Regions from separate parts of the Homo sapiens genome. Here region 1 is linked to region 2. A link is a contact called in ENCODE Hi-C or POLR2A ChIA-PET data. All regions are on one chromosome and are shown on one strand. The core of a region is the stretch at or near the end of the contact, and the rest is flanking DNA. Distances in the headings are between cores, read along the strand shown. Region 1 overlaps DOCK2 (dedicator of cytokinesis 2). Region 2 overlaps DOCK2 (dedicator of cytokinesis 2).

Evidence for each region. A loop is a pair of places that touch in the nucleus more often than their neighbours do. ChIA-PET counts read pairs that join two places held with the same protein, here RNA polymerase II (POLR2A). Pooled maps may share reads with other maps.
Region 1: a loop to region 2 is called in a map of GM12878, with 10 times the contacts of the local background. The contact joins two enhancer-like sites. A Hi-C loop is called at or near these places in 2 of 168 maps with a recorded cell type or tissue (GM12878 and IMR-90), 31 of 37 single-sample maps with no recorded cell type and 14 of 50 pooled maps. POLR2A ChIA-PET finds 5 or more read pairs at or near these places in 5 of 52 experiments (AG04449, Caco-2, GM10248 and 2 more).

The regions. Positions count from the first base shown.
Region 1 is chr5:169,804,165-169,810,721 of GRCh38, reverse strand. All of the region lies in intron 26 of DOCK2 (dedicator of cytokinesis 2), which reads right to left. Among named protein-coding and RNA genes, the nearest start is that of DOCK2, 170 kb to the right of the region's middle. RefSeq lists enhancers at 1,960-2,537, 5,172-5,221, 5,352-5,401. Within about 2 kb of position 4,951, at least 3 of the 41 ENCODE cell types and tissues checked have a DNase peak (open chromatin) inside an H3K27ac peak, as active enhancers do; they include GM12878, where a contact is called at or near this core.
Region 2 is chr5:169,700,204-169,706,803 of GRCh38, reverse strand. DOCK2 (dedicator of cytokinesis 2) reads right to left here. Exons shown (of 52, transcript NM_004946.3): 14 at 4,377-4,501. Among named protein-coding and RNA genes, the nearest start is that of DOCK2, 66 kb to the right of the region's middle. RefSeq lists enhancers at 3,372-3,781, 3,842-3,891. Within about 2 kb of position 3,508, at least 2 of the 41 ENCODE cell types and tissues checked have a DNase peak (open chromatin) inside an H3K27ac peak, as active enhancers do; they include GM12878, where a contact is called at or near this core.

The sequences.
Region 1 (6,557 bases), core at 3,702-6,201, 100 kb before region 2:
AAGCAGGAAAATCCCCCAAAGAGACCAGTCTTTCTTAAAAACAGAAGGTTCACAGCAACCAGTTGGAAAGGGCATGGTCATTTGAGCTGGCATGATAAGGAAGTCCCCCTGCTTTAACTCTTACAAGGAAAGTAACCTGAAGTAACCTGATGTTAACCAACCCACCTTTTTGTATCATCCCATTTCCTTTTTCCTACTCAAGCTACCTTACAATAACCAACTGCTTTGCTGCGCCCAAGAGAGCTCCTTCTGTCTTTTAGATACGAATGCCTGACTCATGAATCACTAGTAAGAGTCAATTAGAACACTAAAATCAATTTGATACAATTTTGTTTTATGACAAAATGCACACGCATATACACACACAGAACAGGGGAGGATCTTGCACAGACCAATGAAGATGATGTGTTATGAACTCAGGAGTGTGATTAATTCAACCCTCTGCACCTGACATCTAAAGAAGGCAAAAAGAAGAATACCCTGCTAGCACTCAGCGCACAAGAAAAGAAGGCAAAAAGAAGAATACCCTGCTAGCACTCAGCGCACAAGACCCCAGGGAGAAATCAGGCCCTGCCATTAATTGGAGCGAGACATATTCATTCATTTATTCCTTCCTTCAGATAGCTTCAAGAGCCAGGCATTGTGCTGGGGTGGGCGGGGGGTAGAGCAGCAAGATCTCTCTCCTCATAGCACTCTGGTTTCTGCAGGCAGACAGAAAAGTCCACAGAGGGTGACAACACAGGTGCCACAATGGAGCAAGCACAAGCTGCTCCTTGGACCACAAGAGACATGGAGAAGAGGATTAGAGAAGGCTTCTCAGGAGAGTCACATTTAACCTGATTTCTGAGGGGAAGGTAGGATTTAGCTAGGCTAAGAGCAGAGGTGATGCATTCAGGCAGTGTGAACGGCACTCCGCCGCAGTGAGAAGTGAGAGGGTGCTGCACAAGTGAGGAACTGAAAGGATTTTAATGGAACCAGAGAATAGACAGTTCAAGTGGGATGGGAGAGACTGAAGCTGAAAGCGTAAACTCTGCGAAGTCAGTGTGGAAGCTCAGGTTTGAGACCTGCTCTACACCTGTGGCTCAGGGAAGCTCCCTGAGCTTCCACACTCAAAGCCTCCTGTTACACAGGAGAGAGTAACACAAAATGACTGGCGCTGGGATATCAGGGTGCACACATGGTTCTGAAAACACAGACAAGGAAGTCCCTAATTCTGCCTGGGGGCAGAGCGGAGGAGAAGGAAGTGGGAATGGAATTGAGAAAATCTCAGAAAGGAAGTGTTATCTGAGCTGAACTCCAAACGAGTTTAGGATTCTACCTGCAGAGAAAGATGAGAAATTGGAAGAGCATTCCAAGCAAGAGACACTGCACTAAGCAAAAGCAAAAGCCTCCCAACTGATGTCTAAGTTGTGAACAAAAACATCAAAACCTGGCCGGGCGCAGTGGCTCATGCCTGTAATCCCAGCACTTTGGGAGGTGGAGGTGGGCAGATCACTTAAGGTCAGGAGTTCGGGACCAGCCTGGCCAACATGGTAAAATGCCGTCTCTACTAAAAATACAAAAATTAGCTGGGAGCAGTGGCTGGCACCTGTAATCTCAGCTACTCAGCCAGCTGAGGCACAAGAATTGCTTGAGCCAGGAGGTGGAGGTTGCAGTCAGCTGAGATTGCGCCACTGCACTCCAGCCTGGGCAACAGAGTGAGACCTTATCTCAAAGAAAAAAAAAAAATCAGAACCCTTAAACCATTCATGACTGAGAGTACCTTGGTAGCCCCCCACCCAGGTTTAGCCAATAGACTCAAATACTTTTTTAAAAAAAGATGATTCTGAGAATTCCTTATGTCCACGATTCAGATGCAGCCAACACCTTTTCTTCTTGAGAATTAGGAGTCATCTTTACCCACTTTAAGACTGCTAAGCAGAGTAGCAAACAACGACTCTCCTTTTTCTTGAGGAATGAAACATAAAAACAAAAACCCTGTCTTAAGAGGGGAAAAACCAACTCTCTCTGGGTCTGGAGCAATATTAAATTTTATCAGTTACTCGGCAGCCAGCAAAGCACAGAACGAAGCAGTGTGAAACCGCCCTTCAAAGTAACTGGAGTTGACAACTAAACTTGCTCAGTGAGGGGGGAGAAAAGGAGTTAATAGAGGAAGAAGTCAGGCCTTTTATCCTTCACCTGAGCTGGTCCCTTTCATATGCTAAGAGACCAGGAGCAAGCTGGGTGAGGGAATTCAACACTATGATTAAAAAAAAATCAACAGCCAGGCTAAGGCAGACATCTCCCCCTGAGTCCTACCATGACACCCAGGGTTTCAAAGAATAAGGTTGGCTTGCTGCTCTGGGCTGTAATTACCCAAACAATGACAATCTATTGAAGACAAGCATCCTGTCCCATTCCCCAAACACACAGCGCCCCCCAAATGGAAGCTTGGCATCCTGCACTGTAATTGCTAAATTTCCACACGTGGTTCTACCCTGGGCAATGCCTCCAGTAGGTGGACATAGTCTCTATTCTTGGATGTTCCATGGAACATCAATGGGTTGTTCCATGATGCCAACTAAAAGCCAGTAAAAATGGCTATGCTCTTGTCAGCAGAGAAGGTCCAAACAACCAGGAGAAAAATCCAGAACATTTGCTCTGGGGGCCTTTTTTATTAGTTTTCATCTAAGTGTTCAATTTTGAGAAGTTGGTGCCTGTAGAAAGCAAACAGCACATTCTACAGTCTGGATTTTCAAAGTTGGATCTTTGCATATTCCATGTCCCTTCTATCCCATGAAGATGAATTCATGAGTACAAATTAATGTGTTTGAAATATTTGCCATTTTGTGGTTTATTAAATGCATATTGGAAGATGCTAGATTTTTTTTTTTTTTTTTTTTTTTTTTGAGACAGAGTCTTGCTCTGTCTCCCAGGCTGGATTGCAGTGCCATGATCTCGGCTCACTGCAAGCTCCACCTCCCAGATTCACGCCATTCTCCTGCCTCAGCCTCCAGAGTAGCTGGGACTACAGGCGCCCACCACCACGCCCAGCTAATTTTTTGTATTTTTTTAGTAGAGACGGGGTTTCACCGTATTAGCCAGGATGGTCTCGATCTCCTGACCTCGTGATCCGCCCGCCTCGGCCTCCCAAAGTGCTGGGATTACAGGCGTGAGCCACATGCACCCAGCCGGAAGATGCTAGATTTTATAGACTGGACAGGGTTCTTAAATTAAGAAGGTAAAGAACTGAGAATGAGCCCAGCTATTCCTCTATTTCCAGTGAATACTAAAGGAAAAAAAAAGACAGGTCATATTAGAGCAATGGTTTCTGAGCATGGCCTCTACATTGGTAGCATCAACAGCACCTGGGAACTTGCTAGAAAAATAAGTTACTGGACGCCAGGACCCCACCGTCCAGACTAATGATCAGAAACGTGTTTTAACAGCTCCTCCAGGTTACTGGGGGTGCCTGCTCAGGTTTGAGACCTGCTCAACACCTGTGGCTCTTCATGCTGGCTGACAGTTAGCATCACCTGGTAATCATCACCTTTTCATTGCAGTGCCCCACCCACCCCAGACCAATTCAGTCAGAATACTTGGGACAGGGGCCTAGGTATTACTGCTTTTGATGCAAGATTTTTCTTCTCAGTCGCTTTGCAAGCCGGGGACCCCCAGCCAGTGACGCCCTGCCCAGGTCTCACTCAGCCCATCCAGCTCACCAACTATGTTATAGCTTGTACCCATATTCAGCGGTTCCGGATCTCTTGTGCCGCACCCAAGAAGAATGAGGATACGTGGGGCATTGAAGGGTGAGGAGGGCGGAGAATAATTTTCTTGAGCAGTGAAAACGGCTTTCAGTGGGGGGGCGGGGGGATGGTGGGGGGTGGAGGTGGGGCACTGGTTCCCCTACCCCAAGATTGGAAAGTTGTCCCCTCCCCGTCCCTCCCCACACCTTGTGTGACTGGGTCTGGGGCCTTTTATAGACTCAGAATGGGGACTGCCGATTTGTTTGTTAGTACGCAAAAAAAGGTTAAAGGGAAGACACCACTCAAAGGTGGGCATGACAGTGTAGAAAACCAATTAGGAAAAGGTAAGTTTATGTAAAATAAGCGAAGGGTGGGGATCAATCAGAGGAAAGTGTGCCAAATGGTAGGACAAGTTCTCAATCCAGTCTGAGGATTTAACATACAGCTTGACTTTCAGGTTTTAAACTCTTCGGCTTGGAGATGGGGTTTCACCGGGGACCCACCCCATCTTCCTACCCATTTGGCTGACTCCTGCTAGTTTGACTTTTAAAAAGCTCCCCGGGTGGCTTGTAATCCCAGCACTTTGGGAGGCCAAGGCAGGAGGATCACTTGAGGCCAGGGGTTTGAGACCAGCCTGGGCAATATAGTGAAACCCCATCTCTACAAATTAATTAATTAATTAACTAATTAACCAAGTGTGGTGGCTGGTACCTATAGTTGTATCTACTCAGGAGGCAGAAGCAGAAACCTGGCTCAAAAAAAAAAAAAAAAAAACTCTCGAGGTGATATGACTATGCAGGCAATGAGGCAATGTTGAGAGCCGCTATATATTAGAACATGAGAAATTTAGGTACTTTTGGGCCTCTCATTTTCAGTTTAGCTCAAAGTAATCATGGCTACTGAATGCCTCCTATTCATTGAAGAAGCTTTTGAGAAAAGAAGAGAGATTTCCATCTTCATGAGCAGGAGAGGTGAGATGTGAAGCTCACCAAAAGCATCAAAATTTCTACCAAATTCAATGGTGATAACAGTATTTAATAACTCATCCAGCAAAGACAGTTGCTCACCCGGAGAAAGGGGTGGGTTAGTCCCCACAGTCAGAATTCATTATAAGAGCACTGCACTCAGAGGCGGTAAAGAGTGACACGCACCTCCCACACACCTCAAGTCCAGATGCCACAATCCCCCACGGGGAGCTCAGAGCCTCCCACTCACTTCTTGGCTTTGAAGCCCTAAGTATCGAGGGTGTGTAAGACAGCAAGCAGCCTCTTCTCACCAGTGTCTGATGTCAGGGAATGTGCAAAAGGGTGACAGCCTGTCAGGGTAGAGCTCTAGGGGGCCACTCCCCTGGGATGGGCAGAGCCTCAGCATCCTACTTCACAAATAACTGTGAACTGGGGCCATCTTTCCACCAAACCAGGAACTTGACAATTAGCACATTATAACTGGATCCCCCAAACTGGGGGCCACTGGCATATTCCCAAGGACCCACATTTTTTTCCCCATTTAAAGGGATCTGAGCATTACTAAAATGTAAAAAACACTGTGGATTGGCTTTTCAACAGAAAGAGGCAAATTTTTTTTTAAGACAGAGAGTCAGGGTCTGTTCTGTCACCTGGGCTGAAGTGCAGTGGCAAGATCATAGCTCATGGAAACCTTGAACTCCTGGGCTCAAGGAATCCCCTCACCTCAGCCTCTCAAGCAGCTAGGACTATAGGTACATGCCACCACACCCGGCAAATTTCTTTTCTTTTCTTTCCTTTTTTTTTTTTTTTTTGTAGAGACAGAGGTCTTGCAATGTTGCCCAGGCTGGTCTCAAACTCCTGGCCTCAAGTAATCCTCCTCCCTGGGCTACCCAAAATGCTGGGATCACAGGCATGATCAACCTCCCTGGCTGAGGCAACATTATATAGGATGTTACCACAGAAATAATAGACAAACCCTCATGTTTCTACACTATGAGTAAGACTGAAATCTCCCTTTAAAAAAACAATTTTTAAAAAGATCAAATAGCTAAGACTGGAACCAGCTCAACAGCTGGCTACTGAATGTCCTTATAGAAACATCATCACCCTAACATCATCATCTGAATGAATCTAGAATATCTAAGCTTTTGGTTATTATACTGTCTTTCCATTAAATGAGGTAGGAGTAGAAAGAAAAAGACCATGCCTTTGTATCCCCTATGCCTGTGATTACACAGAGTCTGAATCAGACTGACCTGTGTTTGAATTTTGACCCTGACATTTATTTGCTCTATTTATTTGGCCTTGAATGCTAATGAAGTCTATGAATTTCAGGTTTTTCATCTCTAAAATGGGAATAATAAGCCTTAGTATCTAGGATCAGGGTGAGCAGAGAGAATGCGCAGATTGCATTTAGCACAGTGCCTAGAAACCAACAAATAGAGATATGATCATTAATTATTCACCACTGAACACTAGCTGAAGCTTCACCTCCTTTGTGTAGGCTTCCTTGACAAAAATGCTTACGCGCACGCGCGCGCGCACACACACACACACACACACACACACACACACACACACACACACACACTTTGTAGCTCTTGTACCCCAAATATGCATCTAGATTTTAGTCGTTATATATTGGGGATAGGTTTTCTTGTTCCCAGTGCCTAGCGCACACCGGGTATGTCATATGTATTAATATTTCTGCATGAATGAATGAAGCAAGCTATGCATATGTAGTAATAAGACAAGAAGCGGCTTAATTGGGATGGTAAGTGTAGAAAGGAAGAGACAGGAGAAGACAGTATGCAAGGAAATTGATCATAATGGTTGACTATGGATCTGACCAGTAAAGGAACAT
Region 2 (6,600 bases), core at 2,259-4,758:
AGTTTCAATATTGACTGACAGTACTTGCAGCCAAATCGATCCATTTGAAAACAGAATACACAGCAGTCCTTTCAGAATGTATCTTTAAAAGAAAAACAAGTGTAACCAATGAACCAGAACTGAGTGAAGACACACAGCTCTCCTTGTTTTTCCATGGGATGAAGCCTTCCAGAACTTCCCGAGGCACTGAGCTAAAAACATGCTTCCAAAGTCTTTCTAACCATTTAGAGTGGGCTTTGTGTCCAGCATCACACTAAGCCCTGCACACACACCACCTCGCTTAATTCAGTCCTCATAGCCACCTCTGATGCTTACTGTCAGCATCCCCATTTCACAGCTGGGTGACCTGAGTCCCTGAGAGATTAAACCACTTGCCCAAAAAGTGGCAAAGCCAGGACAACATCACAGACCCTCTAAATACTCATCCAGTGTTCCTTCTATAAGAACCTAGATGCCTTCCAGCCTACAAAGATTTATATCTGTTGACATTTATGGGCTTAGAGTTTCTGTAGTTACAGTAAATCCCATGTAGCTTACCAAATCAGAAACTACACATATATCTCTGGTGAAAGTAAAACTGCCGCATGGCAGGCAACTGGATCTCACAAAACTGTACTGATGATGAAAATTTTTGATTTCCTAAGGCTGGAGAAAAAAGTCTCAGTACCAGTCAGAGAAAAGCCAAAGATAGTGCCATAGGCCTCAGCACTTCAGAGAAATAACAGTGTTGGGAAGTGCACTGAGAGAGCATTGTGACCAGGGACTGAGCCCAGTTCTAGGGAAAATATACACTGGTATATATCTCAAATAACACTGTTCCATAATTTTCTACATTGCCTATCCCCATGGCCCCCAATTAACAGTGAGAGCCCCTCATAGGTGTGGGAGACTTCAGGTCAGTTGAAGAAAATCTGAGTATGGATCAGGAAGCCTGGAGGCTTTCATGTTGGCTTGGCCTTAGAAGAAACATCTCTGCAGGAAGAAAAACCAGGCTCCTAACACATGTCCTGTTTACTTGGTAGGAATCAGGTGAGAAAGAGATGACACCAGGGATGTGAACACACTTTAGGAAAGACAGTGTTCTCCTCTCACAAGACCACATCATGGGATGTCGATTAGCATGCCTAAGGTAGGAATCAGGCTGGGAGCTCAGTATACCCTTCTAATAATAATAGCTAAATTTAATGCACACCTATTATGTAGATTACCTCATCTGATATTCACAAGAGCAAAGTGCCATTGCTGGTCCTATTTTCAGACAGAGACTCTCAGGCTTAGAGAGGTTATGTAACTGCCTCAACATCCTCTTACTAATTCAGGCAGAGCTGGGCTTTGCACCTGGCTGTCTGGCCCCAGGGGTCATGGTCTTAACCACTATCCCATACTTCCCCTATCCCCTGCCTCCACCGCCTCAAGTTGGGTGGTCTCAGAAAAACAGAGGTTTCTTGGCCCAGCATCTAAGCCTTTCTCTTTCACCAGAATTTGCTTCTGGCTGGATTGCCTGTTTGACTCCCTCAGGTCCCTCAGAGGGCTTCACCCTGCACTTGGTCCTCTTCTCTGAATGTGACCCTCCTTCCTGTTGCTGGGTACTTACTGCAATACCAGGTGCCTTATACCTATGGCGTGTTTTGTCTGTTTGTTGAGAAAGGGTCTCACTTTGTCGGCCAGGCTGGAGTGGCTGGGGTGCGATCTCAGCTCACTGCAACCTCTGCCTCCAGGGTTCAAGCAATTCTCGTGCCTCAGCCTCCTGAGTAGCTGGGATTACAGGTGCTTGCCACCACACTCAGCTAATTTTTGTATTTTCAGTAAAGACAAGGTTTCACCTTCTTGGCCAGGCTGGTCTCAAACTCCTGACCTCAAGTGATCTGCCCCCCTTGGCCTCCCAAAGTGCTGGGATTACAGGTGTGAGCCGCTGTGCCCAGCAGCATGTTTATTTTTAAAATTTTTTAATTTTAAAATTTTTAATTTTTGTGGGCACATAGTGTGTGCATACACATACACACACACACACACACACACACACACACACACACACACACACACATATATATGGAGTAAATGAGATGTTTTGATAGAGGCATACAATGCATAAAAATCACATCATGGAAGATGGGGATCCATGTCCTCAAGCATTTATCCTTTGTGTTATAAACAATCCAATCATACTCTTTTAGTTGTTTTAATACCTACTCTTTTGTTTAACCTGCAACCCCACGAGAAGAGGTTATTATTTCTTTTTACACATGAATAAACTTGCCTAAGATCACACAGCTAATATGAGGGGAGGCTGGAATTTGAACCCTGTCTGCCTGACCCCAGAGCCCACCCCATTAGCTTCTCTGCTATGACCCCTCCTGAGCAAGGCCCTTGACACCCCAAGGTGAGCCATGAGCAGGCCTAACCTCCTCTGCCCTCTGGTCCTGCTCTGCCAAAGACAGTGTGCATGCACCTAGAGCAGGAGGAGAAATCAATATTTCTAAAGGGGACCATTTCCACAGGAGCCCACCAATATCAAACAGAAGTGTTTGAATGTACTGACTGACACTTAATTAGGCAGTAATATTTATTTCTACAAATAGAGAAAGAAAAGCCTCCCACAGGCTTCCTAAGCAATTTTCAATAGTCAGTCAACTGAACTCCCCCAGAATTTCCCTAATAGAGGAAACCACAAATCATCACCATGCCCCACAGTTCCCTTTCCATGTCAGCCCCCAGAATACCTGCTTACCTACTCATCTTGGATAAGTGCATCTGCTCAGCCTGCTCGGTAGTGACTTGAAAGGGTGACAAAAGTGGAAGAAAGAGTGGCTCAGACAGGAGATAAGATGGCTGCTTGCCTGTTAACTGTGTCTTTTAATTTGTCCTTTGGCAACATGGAAGGTAAGCGTATCAATGTTTCAAAAATGAAGCTGAGGTTAAAAAGTTCTCTACCAGGGAAGTTGGATAAAAGTAACTTCAAAGCAATGGTCTCTACATTTGGGAATTGCAATTTCCCTTTCAGATAAAAACCCTCCGCTCCTTTATGTTCCTTTGAGTCAAGTATTTCTCACTTATTTTATTTTTTGGAAAAAGTTTCAGACTGCAACAAAAGGAGGATGCGTTCAATGCTTAGATTTTGTTCAAATAGATACTAATTAACATGACCAGTCTTTATGAACAAAAAGGCAATTGTGAGGATTTCTTTACATTTAAAAAACGATTATGAATCTTCCCAAATTTGCCAGCAGTGGTTATTAGCCTCATTTTTTAAAATGAGAAATAAATTGGAGAATTTTGCTACATGTACGGGCATTGTAGTGAAGTGTCTCAGAGGGCCTGGAACCAGTCAAACCCCATCTCTGACATATGCTAACATTATGGCTTTGGGCGAGTTACTGTAAGTGACACGGGTTTTGTTTCCCTATCTGTAAAATGGGGCATAATAAAGGAAATGTGTCATACTATCACACAGCCTGACACATGGTAATTCCCCTGTGAATGTTAGTTATTCTTGGGTACAAAGTATCAGTCTGATCTCCAGGCCCCAAGGACAAAAATGATGCCTCTTCCATCTTCACATCCCCTCTCTGATGAACACACCCGCCCTGCTTGGCTATTTGATCACTCACAGTGGCCTAAGAGGAATATTCGCCCATGCTAAAATTTCTCCTGAGAGCTGATTTTCTTTTCAGCTAACTACTCTGTCAGGAGGAACTGAGAAACAAAACCCTCCTACACACTGGACACAGCACTGACAACCTTAAAGAAAATACAAGCAAATAAATATAAACACACATGACAAATATTGGACAGGACATATGCTGTATAAATATAGCAATGCGCTTTGCATTCCTGAATACACCCTGCTAGCTCTCTGGAGACCAATTTACGAATAAGGCTTTCCACCAGCATTTCTGGCTGAGCGCTGGGGAGTTAGATTAAGTGTTGAGAATGCCTGCTTTAAGCACATCCTGAGCCTCCACACCAGCCCAAGGCACTGTATTGATCCTCTTTCTTACCATGGACTTTGCCTGAATAAACCAGCTCAGGTTTCAGTGAGAACATTTTAACTGCAGAAAGCTAACCTATAAGCTGAGACCAAGCAAAAGTAAATAAATAAATAAATACATACATACATACATACATACATACAAGAAGAAGTTGTGAAAGGAAAGGAACAGACATTGAAAAACTGCTTTGGTGTAAGGAAATATCACAAGGTCTTATTATGGAACACTGCACTAACCAAGCTCAAAAGGTGTTGAACACATTATTCAACACCATCCCAAAGGCACCTGGCATTTAGACAACAGAATCAGGGAGAGGAAAAGTACGTCTTTACAAGCAGAGGCCCCCAAGGCGGACCCTGTCACCCAGAGCAGCAGTGAGTCCCTTACAGGCAGCGTTTTGCCATCCTCCGCGCACACACACATGATGACTTCCACATTCCTCTGTGTGGTCTTGTTGTACTTGTCAAAGTCACCTTGTAAGAGAGTAATGTAGATGTCGTTCCTGACATCCCCTGAGGCAGAGGGAGAGAGAGACAAGAGTTAGTGTGGATTACAGCAGGAGAGACGCTGACTAACTAGAGGGGATGGAGGGTGAGAAGAAGCTCTCCCACCTGGATTGGTATTAATTAAAATCAGAATTGCTTAGAGAAAGCATTTTTCCCTCATCAGGGAGGCTGGAGAAGTAGGTAACACGGGGATGAAGGGATGCTAGGAAATCAGTTGCAAAAAGGGAAGTAGGGACACTCAAAATTGGCCATGTTTTTCTCGACATTAAAAGTCATTTAATTTTCATCCTCTAGTGACACCTTCTGGGAAGGCAAAGGAAAGCTCCAATTGAATTGATCCTGTCCCATGAAAACAACCAAACATATACATCTGCCGATATTTCACTGTGTAGGAGCAGAATAGAGCAACTTTCCATGTGTCCTAGGGACACAGGGTTAGGAGGGAGCTGCAGAGGATCTTCAGGAAGGGAGGTAAGAAAAATAGAAAATCTGCCAGACACAGGTAGCTCATGCCTGTAATCCCAGCACTTTGGGAGGCCAAAGCGGGCAGATCGCCTGAGCTCAGGAGTTCAAAACCAGCCTGGGAAACATGGCAAAACCCTGTCTGTATCAAAAAATACAAAAAAATTAGCCGAGTGTGGTGGCACATGCCTGTGGTCCCAACTGCTCAGGAGGCTGAGGTAGGAGGATTGCTTGAGCCTGGGAGGCAGAGGCTGCAGTGAGCTGAGGTCAAACCACTGTACTCTGCACTCCAGCCTAAGTAACAGAGCTAAACCCCATCTCAAAAAAACAAAAAGAAAAAAAAAAAGGAATAGAAAATCCTACAAGGGGTTACACAAGTAACTGAAGTCTCAGGTAAAGCATGGACAAATAAATGACAGCACAGGCCCTAGGAGACAACCGCCAGACAAATGTGGAAAGAAACAGCCAGTCAGTGAGAGCCATCGTGAACGGAAGTCCAAGACACAGGTTTAAGACACAAAGAGAAGTTTCAAAAGAGTATTACCATTGTCAAAAGACAAAATTACAACAAATTTAGTTTGAAGACCTCACTTGGCTCTATTGCAATTCTAGAATCGGGCAATGCTTCATTCCATAAAATAGAATCAGTATTCCAAAGAGCTGAGCAGAAGAGGTTGGCTTTATAGACAGAGAAGGCCTGAAGGAAGTAGAAGCAAGACAGAGTGAATTGGTTATTTCAAAGTTATAGCCCTCATAAGGCTGAAACAGGGAAACAGAAAAATAGAAAAGTGACTGATTGTTAACATCAGGTTACTTCAGGAACTTCATTATCATGCCCATTGAAAATTGAAAATGGCCTGTCTGGAAAATAGGCTGTTTCTCTTTCTTTCTTTCTTTCTTTCTCTCCTTCTTTTTCTTGTCTTTTCTTTCGTTCCTTCCTTTCTTTCTCTCTCTCTCTCTCTCCCTGCCCCCGCCCGCCGCCCTCTCTCCCCTCTCCGAATTTCTTGCAAGATCAGATAACAGTTTAGTTTAGGTTTGATGACATGACCCTTTAGCATAGCTGACTCCATTTTGATTTTCAGTCTGGTTTGTTGGGGGCTGGTGCAGGAACTTAGTCCAAAACAATGCCCTCCTATAATTTTTGTTTAATATTATATAAACTCATTTTTTAAAATTATACACACATTTGGAAATGTAGTGGCTACTTCTGGAGACAAAGATATAAAGGAACTTTTAACATTTCACTTTATACCTTTTCAGGCCATTTGAATATTTTACAATGAACACAAATTCCTTTGGTAATATAAAAAAAAAAAGCTTAAAAATATAAGAGAATGACAATATTCTCCCAGAAAGAGTGCAACTGTTCTGCATGTATAAAATATAAATGATGGCCACAATAAATTATTAAGTGATAAAAACAAGTTGTAGAATACTATATAAAGTATATTAAGTAAAGGAATATAAAATATGACCCCATTTGTGGGGAGAAGGGGTATGTGTTTATATTTACATGCTTGTGTCTATTTTGTTAATGCATAGAAGTTTTTGGATATACAGACATCATTTTTAGTTGTTACCTTCAGGGACAGAAATGGAGAGAGGCAGTAAAAAAGGAAGGAGTTGACTCTTTAGAAGGAAAA